2 separate regions of the Homo sapiens genome follow, and region 2 is linked to region 1. A link is an interaction called in ENCODE POLR2A ChIA-PET data of the cell type or tissue named here. Cell type or tissue: GM12878. All regions are shown on one strand. Links, peaks and the distances in the headings refer to the core of each region. The heading gives the core; the rest is flanking DNA.

What was found. Peaks named below come from ENCODE experiments on the same cell type or tissue, not always from the same donor. Only the 100,000 strongest peaks of a DNase experiment are listed, where the experiment ranks them.
Region 2: POLR2A ChIA-PET joins it to region 1 with 7 read pairs; 13 of 35 experiments call an interaction of 5 or more read pairs at or near these places.

What each region holds. Positions count from the first base shown.
Region 1 is chr12:12,687,638-12,693,540 of GRCh38, forward strand. All of the region lies in intron 2 of GPR19 (G protein-coupled receptor 19), which reads right to left. Among named protein-coding and RNA genes, the nearest start is that of GPR19, 5.6 kb to the right of the region's middle. In GM12878, for the core only: no CTCF peak of the experiment used is centred there; no DNase peak of the experiment used is centred there; H3K4me3 peaks cover 893 bases; H3K27ac peaks cover 1,645 bases.
Region 2 is chr12:12,548,152-12,554,054 of GRCh38, forward strand. All of the region lies in intron 1 of DUSP16 (dual specificity phosphatase 16), which reads right to left. Among named protein-coding and RNA genes, the nearest start is that of DUSP16, 12 kb to the right of the region's middle. RefSeq lists an enhancer at 3,227-3,346. In GM12878, for the core only: no CTCF peak of the experiment used is centred there; no DNase peak of the experiment used is centred there; H3K27ac peaks cover 1,093 bases.

The DNA.
Region 1 (5,903 bases), core at 357-5,356:
TAACTGAAAATATTGGGGATAGTACTGAGAAAGTGAATAGCTCCAATAATTAGGTAACAAATCCTTTTAAAAATCAAGAGCTTTCCAAGTGCTTTCAACAAAATTGGAAACAAACCACTACCCAGTGGTCCACTGAGAAATTCATTAAAATGGTTTTCTTAAAACAACGCTCTTACCAGGCACGGTGGCATGTGCCTGTGGTCCCAGCAACACAGAAGGCTGAGGTGGGAGAATCGCTTGCACCCAGGAGGTTGAGGCTTCAGTGAGCTCTGATAGTGCCACTGCACTCTAATCTGGGAGACAGAGCTAGACTCCGTCTCTTAAAAAAAGAAAGTTCTTCTTTACAGAAAAATGCTAGTTAATAAATACAGACTACTATAGTTAGAACACCATTTTTGCAACCCCCAGTGAAATAATTGACTCAGGAAAAGATCACAAAAGGTGTTCAAAGTATAAGATGAAAAGTTGTTGAACGGGTTATTTGTAGATTACTTATAAAGTGCAAAGGGATGTGTGTCCTTTTTCAGTGAAGAGAGTGGGAGGGGGGGTCATCATCTTAACCAAGTGACCAAATTTAGCGTTACTAATAGTGAGACAAGCTGAAATTATGTGCCTAACATGAAATGATGTAACCTACTCAATGTTACTGAAGTATTCTTTCTAAAAATGTTTAACCCGAATATAATCAAATCTGTACATATAATGTCGAGTTTTTTTTTTTAATAAAAAGGCAAGGGTTGGAGAAACAAGTTATAAGATATTATGAGGAAATAATTGGCCAAATCAAGAATGCATAATATTCTACAAGAGAACTAGCATGGACTCATCAAAAAGTCAAATCATGAAATAAAAGGCTGCCTACCACAGTGAGTTACCTCCATGTTGAGAGCAGTGCTCAGGGTAAGGGATTTCTGCCTTGACTCCCTTTTTGAGACAACTGCCCAAGTCCCTCAAACCTCATTCCTTGCATTTCTATGGCTGTTCAGGCCAAGTCCACAATAGCATGGTCAGACACAGATATGACAATCAATTATTCTAAGCCTTTCTGTTCTCTTGAAGGATGATGCTGAACTAACAGCCAGTAGGCCTGCCACAACCAAGACAAGGTAACCCCACAGCAGGGGCCAGGGGTACTGAGTCTGCCAGGGGAGGTGGCCAATACTCCCTGGGAGATTTGTCTGAATCCAAAGGTGGGCCACGAGTTCACCATGAGTTCACCAGCTGCAGGCTTCAGCATCACAGGACAGCATGTTCCCCAGGGATCAGGCAGACAAGGGGTATGTATTAGGTTGTTCCTGCATTGCAATGAAGAAATACCTGAGACTGGGTAATTTATAAAGAAAAGAGGTTTAATTGTACACATTTGCAGGCTGTACAGGAGGCATGGTGCCCACATCTGCTCAGCTTCTGGGTAGGCCTCAGGGAGCTTTTACTTATGGCAGAAAGTAAAACAGAAGCTTGCATGTCACATGGCGAAAGCAGGACCAAGAGAGAGAGTTGGGGGTGGTGCCACACACTTAATACAGCAGATCTTAAGAGAATTCACTCACTATAGTAAGAACAGCACCAAGACATGAGGGATCTGTCCCACGACCCAAACACCTCCCACCAGGCCCCACGTCCAATACCGGGTATTACAATTCAACATGATATTTGGCAGGGACATATATTCAAACTGCATGAGGGTGTCATCCTGGAAACTTGAAAGTACCTCAGTGCATACTCTAGGTCCAGAATGAAGCCAGGAGGTACCCTCTCTCTCATCAGTGCCACAAGGATATGTAATTATACCCCCACTTCCCCCCAAACAAATGAAAGTCATCTACAGAAAAAAGTGACAGGACCTCTTTGGGAGGTATTATGAAAGATGAAACATTTCATCCATAGGATACTAATACTATCTAAAGGAACTGAATGAATTGAACTATATTTGAAACAGGATTAGACACTTTTTTTTTTTCCTGTAACCTAACAGGTTGTGGTGGTTTTAAAATACATCCACAAATTCTTTGATATGCCTTCAAAGAATGCATCTAAGGTCTGGCTGCCACATTAGATTTTAGATGTGAAACCTAATCCACCTCCCCCTGAATGTGGGCTAGACTTAGTTACTTCTTTCTAATAAATAGAATGTGACAGAAGTGATTCTGTGACAGTTTCTACCTGGCTCTCACCTTCTTGGATTACTTACTCTGGGCAAGCCAGCTACCACGTCATAAGGAAACTCAAGCTGCCTTGTGAAGAGGCCCACACATAGCAAACCGAGGCTTCTCACCAACCAGCACCAACTAGCCAACCTTGTGAGTGAGCTGCCTTGGAAGGAGATTCTCCAGCCCTAGTCAGTGACCATACCCCTAGCTAACATCTCAACTACAGCTTTGTGAGAGACCCGAAGCCAGATGGCCTAGTTAAGCTGTTCCCAAATTCCTGATCCACAGAAACTATGACATAATGTTTTTGTTTGTTTGTTTTCTTTTTTAAGCTCTGTTGAACTTGATATTATTCTTCCAAGATATTAAACTGTAGGGAATTTTGTTATGCGGTAATAGATGACTAATAGGTGAAAACTCTAGACAAAATAAAGGACCTACATTTTCATGAGATATCTGTAGCGAGTTAAATAAGTGTCTTTGCTATATATGTGTATTCCTAATGTGGAAGATACATGGTTTTATTAGGACAAAAAACATTAAGAAGGGGAGAACATAATTAGGCACATAACACTGTTGTCTAAGGAGAAAAATGAATCCCCTTAGGTTGAGATGGATTTATTATGACTCAGAGGAAGTGCAGGGAAATCAAGAACAAAAAGTGGCAGCCAGACGTTAGATTAGACAAGGGTCCTGAAAGTGGTCAGACCCAAGGTAGCTACTGACTCTCTTTCTCTAGGAGACCACATGGTCTACTGCCTCCAATTCTCTCTGTTTCTTCATTAGCTGCATTCACCAGCTTCTCTTGAGATCAACTAGTTCTGCTTGTCCCTTATTGTATTACTGGCCCCAAAATGGCTGCCCCTAAATGGTGGCCTTGGATCTGAAATTCACATGTCCTTATAAATTCAATGCTTCTGTCAGAGTGACCCAGTCTCTCAATGTTCTGACTCTAAATTCTTAGGAGGCAGAGTCTGTTTGACCCAGCCTAACTCAGATACAGAGCCAGATCCAAACAGCTGGGAGAACAGGATGGAGAAGAGTTCCCATACTATCTTCTCAGCACTCTCTAAAAAGGGCTGTTGGCAATTTTGCCTTTTTGTAATTCTATTTGAGCAAGTTGGAAGTTTAATTAGCTTTCCAATCAACCAAATTTCTGCATTCGAGTCTTAACCATATATAAGTGTTACTGTGGCTTCAAAGAAAATATGGATTCTGAAGTAGTGGGTTTTGATTGAGTTGACTGTTTTTAAATAACTCTTTGGATTTTAATTGTGATGCAGAAGTTATAGTAACAAACATTTGGTTTTGTACAGACATTATTTCCACGCTGGTGGATAAGCTCAATAAAGGTCATATCCCAAACTAAAAAATATAAAATAAAATAAAATAAAAAATAAAAAAATAAAAAGGGCTGTTGGTCAATTTTATAAAAGGCAAAGTCAAACAGAGGGAGGAATGACTGATAGATGAAATGACTGGTCTCTTGGTGCATCTGTTTCTAAAATTCCGTTAACTTTCCAGAATGAGCCTGCCAATAGCTCTGGTCTAAACTCAACCCCTGTGACCTCCATTTCACCTCCATTTGAGTCACCTGCTGAACAAGCATGCCCTTCACACTGCTTGTATTGCCTCCGTGGCTTAGACTTGACAGTTTCTCTGCCTTGTCCTCTTTGTGAACATCTACTCCTCTTTTCAAACCCTGCTGGGTTTTATCTTATCTGTAGTTCTATTTCTCTCCCACTCTGTATCCTTCCAAAATAAGTTAGTCACATTTTCCTTTTCACCATAGTACTTTAATTTTCATATATACTACTTATACGATTGCATATGTCATATTGCATTGACTTCATAGATTCTTGTAAGGTGGATGTCATCCAATTCATCTTTATACCTCTAGGATCTAAAACAGCAAAGTAGGTGCTCAGCGACAGTGTACCAGCACACTGAATAAGCATGACTTTTGAGATTAACCTAAAACCACCTAATTTTCATTTTCCACTGTCCCTTTGAAAACACCCTTCAAGGGTGTCTGGTTGCAAGGCTGGTTCTTCTCTTATCCCTGAATTAAAACTTGGGTGGTCCCATTACTTTTTCTGGTCATTTTTAGTTAAGAGATGTTAATAACTAAAATATCCAGTCCTATATAACAATCAAAAGTTGGCACCTGACTTAGTTTAGGCATTTCTCCCTCCTCCCAGTTTGTGCCTTCTGTAGTAGATTTAACAAAACAGTGTGGCCACTTCTCTTTTTTCCTGACTTGTTTCCTTAGATCTTGCCCCTCCTAGTTTCTGATCCCTCCAGGGTTTGAGAGGAGGATGAGCAATACGTCTTACTTTGTTGGTACTAACATGAGCTGCCATCAGTTTCCCTGTACCTCACAGGTATTAAAGACTGATTCCTTATCTCAATGGGCACTTACGTGGGTTTAGGGGGACAAAACTCTACTTCTATGAATTTTTCAACTATAGCTCCTTTGACCAGCTGGCCACTTATCTAACTCCAGAAAGACCTTTAGCTTTTCCCTGCTGAAGTCTATTCCTCTCTTTGAGTGGTCATCTTGGTCAGGTCCAGTGATGACTCGCTGCTGGCTTCTCTTGTCTTTTTTTTTGTAATATTAGCCAGGTTAATGGCGGGGTTTTGCCATGTTGCCCAGACCGGTCTTGAACTCCTGGGCTTAAGCGATCCTTCTGCTTTGGTCTCCCAAAGTGCTAGGATTACAGGCGTGAGCTACTGCGCCTGACTCAAATTTAATTTCTTGTACCCCAAAAAGAGGCAGAAAGAAAGACGGACTGGATACCCTCATTTATAGAACCAGAACCCCATACTGGTACAATATGAAAGTTTCTGAAAAAGGTCCAACAGGTATTTGATATCCACAAAGCACAAAAGACCTAATTATAGTTGTTTTTTTTGTTTTTTTTTTTCTCCAACTGGGCTTAAGCCCCTTTCTCCTTTGCTTTCTGAGCAAAAGTACTACTGGCCTCCAGCAGCTGAAAAAGCCCTTAAGAAACTGAAGCATTACTTGTCTTTGGCTCTAGTCCTGGCTCACTCTAACCCATAAAAACCTTTAAAGACAGAGACCAATCTGTCTAGCATTCCTATCGGTCCCAGGAAGATTCTCTGTCACTCATGTGTGCCTGCTTTTCAAGAAAAGGAACCCAATTAAAGACAGGTAACTTCATGTGGCAAAAGATATTCTTGGCCATTATCACTACCTTTTTTGTCTTATATTCAATAACTAAAGTAGTATGGTGATTTCAACTTCTGAGTTATTTATAAACCTAGAAACCAGAATTGTCCTACTAGCAAGTAACTTGTCTCTTAGAAGCTGAAATTGCTGACCATGCCACTTGTATTCCAAGTGATTCTGTGTTCCCTGAAAGGCTACAAAGACAGGCTTGAACCTCACCTTTCTCATCTGTTAATAATAACAAAACCACTTGTGTGGTCAGAGCTGCCACATCAACCCTGATAGGCTACCGGAAAACACTTCATTATCAATGCCCTGCTGCACATGCATTCCCATGTACAGCAGCCTCTCATTGGAAAAGAACACACATTTCAATCATGCCTTGATGCCCTCCCCAACCAATGAGGTATTGCAGGTTGTAAAGATCCGCCCCAACCCACTACTGCCATCAGCCCTGCTGATGGCCCAAGATTCACCATGTGTAATGCAATAAAGACATCATTATCTGTGTTGCCTGTGCTAGATCAAAAGACCAGCTTGGGAGACTGACACTCTTCTAT
Region 2 (5,903 bases), core at 457-5,456, 140 kb before region 1:
TACAACTCAACAACAAAAAACTCAAATAATCCAATTTTTAAATGGGCAAAGGACTGGAATAAACATTTCTCCCAAGATGATATATAAATGGCCAACTATTTGAAAAGATGCTGAACATCACCAATCACCAGAGAAATGTGAATCAAAACCACAATGAGGTATCACGTCACACCCATTAGGACAGCTAAAAACAACAAGTGTTGGCTGGGCACAGTGGCTCATGCCTGTAATCCCAGCACTTTGGGAGGCCGAGGCAGGCGGCCTGAGGTCAGGAGTTTGAGACAAGCCTGGCCAACACGGTGAAACCCCATCTCTACTAAATATACAAAAATTAGCTGGGCCTGGTGGCACGTGCCTGTAATCCCAGCTACTCGGGAAGCTGAGGAAAGAGAATCACTTGAACCCAGGAGGCAGAGGTTGCAGTGAGCCGAGATCGCACCACTGCACTCCAACCTGGTGACAGAGTGAGACTCTGTCTCAAAAAAAAAAAAAAAAAGAAAAAGAAAAAGAAAAAGAAAAAAAAGAAATATTTTGCAATAGATCTCTTCCTTTTTCTTGCTGTGTTCCTCCCAACCTTTAATAATCTAAAGGTGTCAAGAACTGCTCCAGGATACTATCTTCCTTCTCCCAAACCATCCTACAGAAGCGGCCAGCTAACATACTGCTCTTAGAGTAAGCAGGGCAGGTCTGCAATCGTGGAGAAAAGGGGAAATCATCAGGAGGGGATTTCAAGTGGGTTGTCCTCCACTTCTAATCATGATCATGACTTTATCCCTCAGCCTATGAAAAGCAGAGACTAGGGTGACAGACCCCAAGCTGAAAAACCCCTAGGGCAAAAAAATGAGAACACTGTACTGAGTGTACTTTAATTACAGACAATACACACATATGTATATCTTTCTCTATTAAAATAAAAATACAATTAGTCTTTCATTTTCAATGAAATATGAGTAACTGCCCAAAACCCAAAACCTAATTTTAGCTTTAGCCTCTTTACCATCGACATCATTATTAGGGATACAACCCAGTCATCAAGATGACTGAAAAAGTGGCACTGCTGCTTTCCCCTGTGTAACTGAATACACAATTCCTACTAACAGAAATGGAATACTGGTAAGTTGCTAAAAGGCAGACTATCTAGTATAGTTATTTTAACCGTGTTTTGATGGAAATCCTTCAATTATATGTGCATCTCCATGACTCCTGTTGCACCCACCCCCGCACTTCCCTAGTCCCATTCTTCCAGGCCCAGCACATGGGGGAGCCCAGCTGATCCTGGAGTCTTCCTCCGTGCCCTCCATGCTTAGCTCCACTCTCTGTCCACAGCCTCATTTTGCCTATAGCTATTTCCATAATCACTAATGCCTACTCCATTCACTCTTACCATTCTTCTTTCATTTATCTTCTGCCATCCCTTAGCTCTCCCAAAAGAAAAAAATAACAGTCTCCCCACCTGGATGAAACAAATGACTGCCAAGAGCAGTCCGTTCTCCTCTCACATATGTTACCATCTCTCCCATTCTGTCATTCAAGAAAAAAAATAACTCAGTACCCTGGATTTTGAATACAATAAGTAAGTATGAACAGATATGTGTGTATATATGTGGCCACAGTGCTTTTTTATTAAAAAAAAAAAATAGGGAGAGCAAATTTTCACTTTTTTATGTTATAAAGTGCTCTCACTGACTCTTCCCTTCTGTCTACCCTTTATCCAACACGCTCTGATGTTATATGACCTTCCACCCATAATAGTATCTGGCCACATGGCTCATCCTACACACTAACATAGTCCCTTCTCCCTGACAAATTCATCAACTAAGATGGACATGTTACTTTATTGATTTAGATGCGTGTATCAGACCAGGCGCAGTGGCACTCTGGGAGGCTGAGGCAGGTGGATCACCTGAGGTTAGGAGTTGAAGACCAGCCTGGCCAACATGGTGAAACCCTGTCTCTACTAAAAATATAAAAATTAGCTAGGCATGATGGAGGGTGCCTGTAATCCCAGCTGCTTGGGAGGCTGAGGTGGGAGAATCGCTTGAACCCGGGAGGCGGAGGCTGCAGTGAGCCAAGACGGCGCCATTGCCCTCCAGCCTGGGTGACAGAGTGAGACTCCGTCTCAAAAAAAAAAAAAAAAATGTGTATCAGACTGCTCTAAAAAGATGTCAGCACATGGTACTAGTTTACACCAGCAGTTTTCAAAGTGTGATCCAGAGATGAGGAAGGAACCCCTTCAAGGGATCTATAAAACTATTTTTGATAATATGAAGATGTTATCTGTCTTTTTCACTTTCATTCCCTCATGAGTGTACAACAGTGGGTCGAGGATGCACGGTATGTGGTGATGATGTATCTATCACTCTGACAGCTAAGAAAACATATACTTGTATATTCTTTACTGCCTATCATTTTTTAAAAACCCAGTTTCACCCATCATTCTCAGCAAAGTAACACAGGAACAGAAAACCAAATAGCACATGTTCTCACTCATAAGTGAGAGTTGAACAATGAGAACACATGGACACTGGGAGGGGAACATCACACGCTGGGGTCTGTTGGGAGGGAAACATCACACGCTGGGGTCTGTTGGGGATTGGGAGGATAGAGGAGGGATAGCATTAGGAGAAATACCTAATGTAGATGACGGGCTGATGGGTGCAGCAAACCACCATGGCATGTGTATACCTGTGTAACAAACCTGCACGTGCTGCACATGTACCCCAAAACTTAAAGTATAATTAAAAAAAAAAGCCAGTCTCACTTAACAACATCCTTGATAAAATAATAAAAGGTATTAATTTTTAAAACGTCAACTCTTGAGAACTTGGCCTTTTTCATATTCTGTATGATGAAATAGGAAGCACACATAAAGCATTTCTGCTGCATACCTAAGTATAATGATTATCTTGGGGAAAAGCATTTATACAATTTTTTTTTTTCATAGGACACCATTTTTGCTTTTTTGACTAGCAGACAATTTACACTTATTCAGACTTTGGTATCTGGCAGACATTTTCTCTAAAATGAATAAAGTGAACCTGTCACTTTAAGAAAAACCGGCAATATTGGGCTGCTGGCCGTGGCTCACACCTGTAACCCCAGCACCTCGGGAAGCCTAGGCAGGCAGATCACTTGAGGCCAGGAGTTCAAGACCAGCCTAACCAACATGGCGAAACCCCCATCTCTACTAAAAATACAAAAAAAATCAGCCAGGCGTGGTGGTGCGTGTAATCTGAGCTAGGCAGAGGTTGCAGTGAGCCAAGATCACACCACTGTACTCTAGCCTGGGCGACAGAGGGAGACTGTATTAAAAAAAAAAAAAAAAAAATGGGCACTATCTGTTGCCAATGATATAAATTAAGCTTTCAAGAGAAAACTGGTATTTTGGAAAACTTGAATTCGCCACCAAGATCTTGACCACTTCCCAATTCTTAAAGATTTTTTGGATGAGACTGATGGTGATATTAATGACTGTGATTTGCTTAATATTGTATAATCAAATGTGCCAACATTTCAAAGATGTGCAGAACTTAGTAAACCTTTTTTTTTTTTTTTTTCCGAGATGGAATATCGCTCTGTTACCCATGCTGGAGTGCAGTGGCACGATCTCAGCTCACTGAAACCTCCACCTCCCAGGTTCAAGCAATTCTCCTGTCTCAGCCTCCCGAGTAGCTAGGACTACAGGCGTGCACTGCCATGCCTGGCTAATTTTTGTTATTTTTAGTAGAGACGGGGTTTCACCATGTTGGCCAGGCTGGTCTTGATCTCCTGACCTCGTGATCCACCTGCCTCGGCCTCCCAAAGTGCTGGGATTACAGGCGTAAGCCACTGTGCCCAGTCAGCTTAGTAAACCATTATTTTTTGAATGATCAATGTATGCAGTTACAAAATCACACACAGGTCAAAGATCCATTCAAAGTGCAAGATGGACCAGTGGATTTTAATGTTACAGAGTACACAAAATTCACTGACATGGCTTCAGATTCAGCAGTGCAACTAATATTTAAGAATCTGGCTGGGAGCGGTGGCTGCGCCTGTAATCCCAGAAATTTGGGAGGCCGAGGCAAGCGGATCACTTGGGGTCGGGAGTTTGAGACCAGCCTGGTCAATATGCTGAAACCCCATCTCTACTAAAAATATAAAAATTAGCTGGGCATGGTGGTGCGTGCCTGTAATCCCAGTTACTTGAGAGGCTGAGGCAGGAGAATCACTTGAACCCGGGAGGCAGAGGTTGCAGTGAGCTGAGATCACACCACTGCACTCCAGCCTGGGCGACAGAGCGAGACTATCTCAAAAAAATAAATAAATAAATAAAAAGCATTTACCAATTGTTGAATTTTGGTGTAACAAAAATATTCACAATTATATGAAAAGACTATGAAAATACCCCACCCTTCTTCAACTATGTATCCGTGTGCAGCCAGGTTTTCTTCACGTATTTCAACCAAAACAACATATCACAACAGATTGAATACAGGAGCAATTATGCAAACCCAGCTATCTTCTATAAAGAAATATACTAAAGAGAATGGCAAAACGTAAAACAATGCCATGTTTCTCACCAGATTTTTTTGTGTGTGTTGGAATACCTTTTTCATAAAAGCATATTATTTATATCAACCCTCTTTGTTTTTTCTTCTTTTTTTTGAGACACAGTCTCGCTCTGTCGCCCAGGCTGGAGTGCAATGGCAGGATCTCGGCTCACTGCAACCTCTGCCTCCCGGGTTCAAGCGATTCTCGTGCCTCAGCCTCCCAAGTAGCTGGGATTACAGGCGCCCACCACCACACCTGGCTAATTTTTGTATTTTTAGTAGAGACGGGGTTTTACCATGTTGGTCAAGCTGGTCTCGAACTCCTGACTTCATGAGATCCACTGACCTCAGCCTCCCAAAGTGTTGGGATTACAGGCATGAGCCACCATGCCTGGCCTAATGTTTGTTATTTTTTAAATAAATAAATATTTTAAACATTTTTCAGTTTTAATTTCTAATGTTAAGTATGGACAGACATAGTCTATATAAACAAAAGATTTTTGGGGTCCTCAGAAATTTTTAAGAGTATAAATGTGTCCTGAGACCAAAATGTTTGAAAACCATTAGTTTATAGTACCACAAAAAAATAGCACTTTTAAGTATATGTATACAAGAGAATGGACACCTGAATATGAATCAGAAGATCTTGGCTCCAATTCTAGCACCACTTCTTACTTGCTTTAGGATTTCAATAAATTACTTCATCTCTCTAAGGCCTTAGTTTCCTCATCTGTAAAATGGGTAACTCATGTCTTCCAAGGATAAAAGAGACAAAATATGTAAAAGCAATTTATAAACTACAAGGTACACTATTATTACAAGATCTCAAAGTTAAGCATTTTAAACACTTCTTATGATGTTTTGTTTCTTTGTTTTTGAAACAGGGTCTCACTCTGTTGCCCAGGCTGGAGTGCACTGGCACTAACATGGCTTACTGCAGCCTTGACCTGCCAGGCTCAGGTGATCCTCCTACCTGAGCCCCACGAGTGGCTGGGACTACAGGTGTGCACCATCACACCCAGCCAATTTTTTGTATTTTTTGTGGCGACAAGGTTTCACCATGTTGCCCAGGCTGGTCTACTCCTGACCTCAAGTGATCCGCCCACCTCCCCAAGTGCTGGGATTACAGGCATGAGCCACCATGCCTGGCCTCTTACGATGTGTCTATGAAATTTTCCTTATTCTTAAAATTTTATTACTAAAAACAGAACTTATAGAAAATGTCAAGTGCAGGCCAGGAGCAGTGGATTACACCTATAATCCTAGCACTTTGAGAGGCCAAGACAAGCAGATCACTTGAAGTCAGGAGTTTGAGACCAGCCTGGCCACCCTGGTGAAACCACATCTCTACTAAAAATACAAAAATTAGCT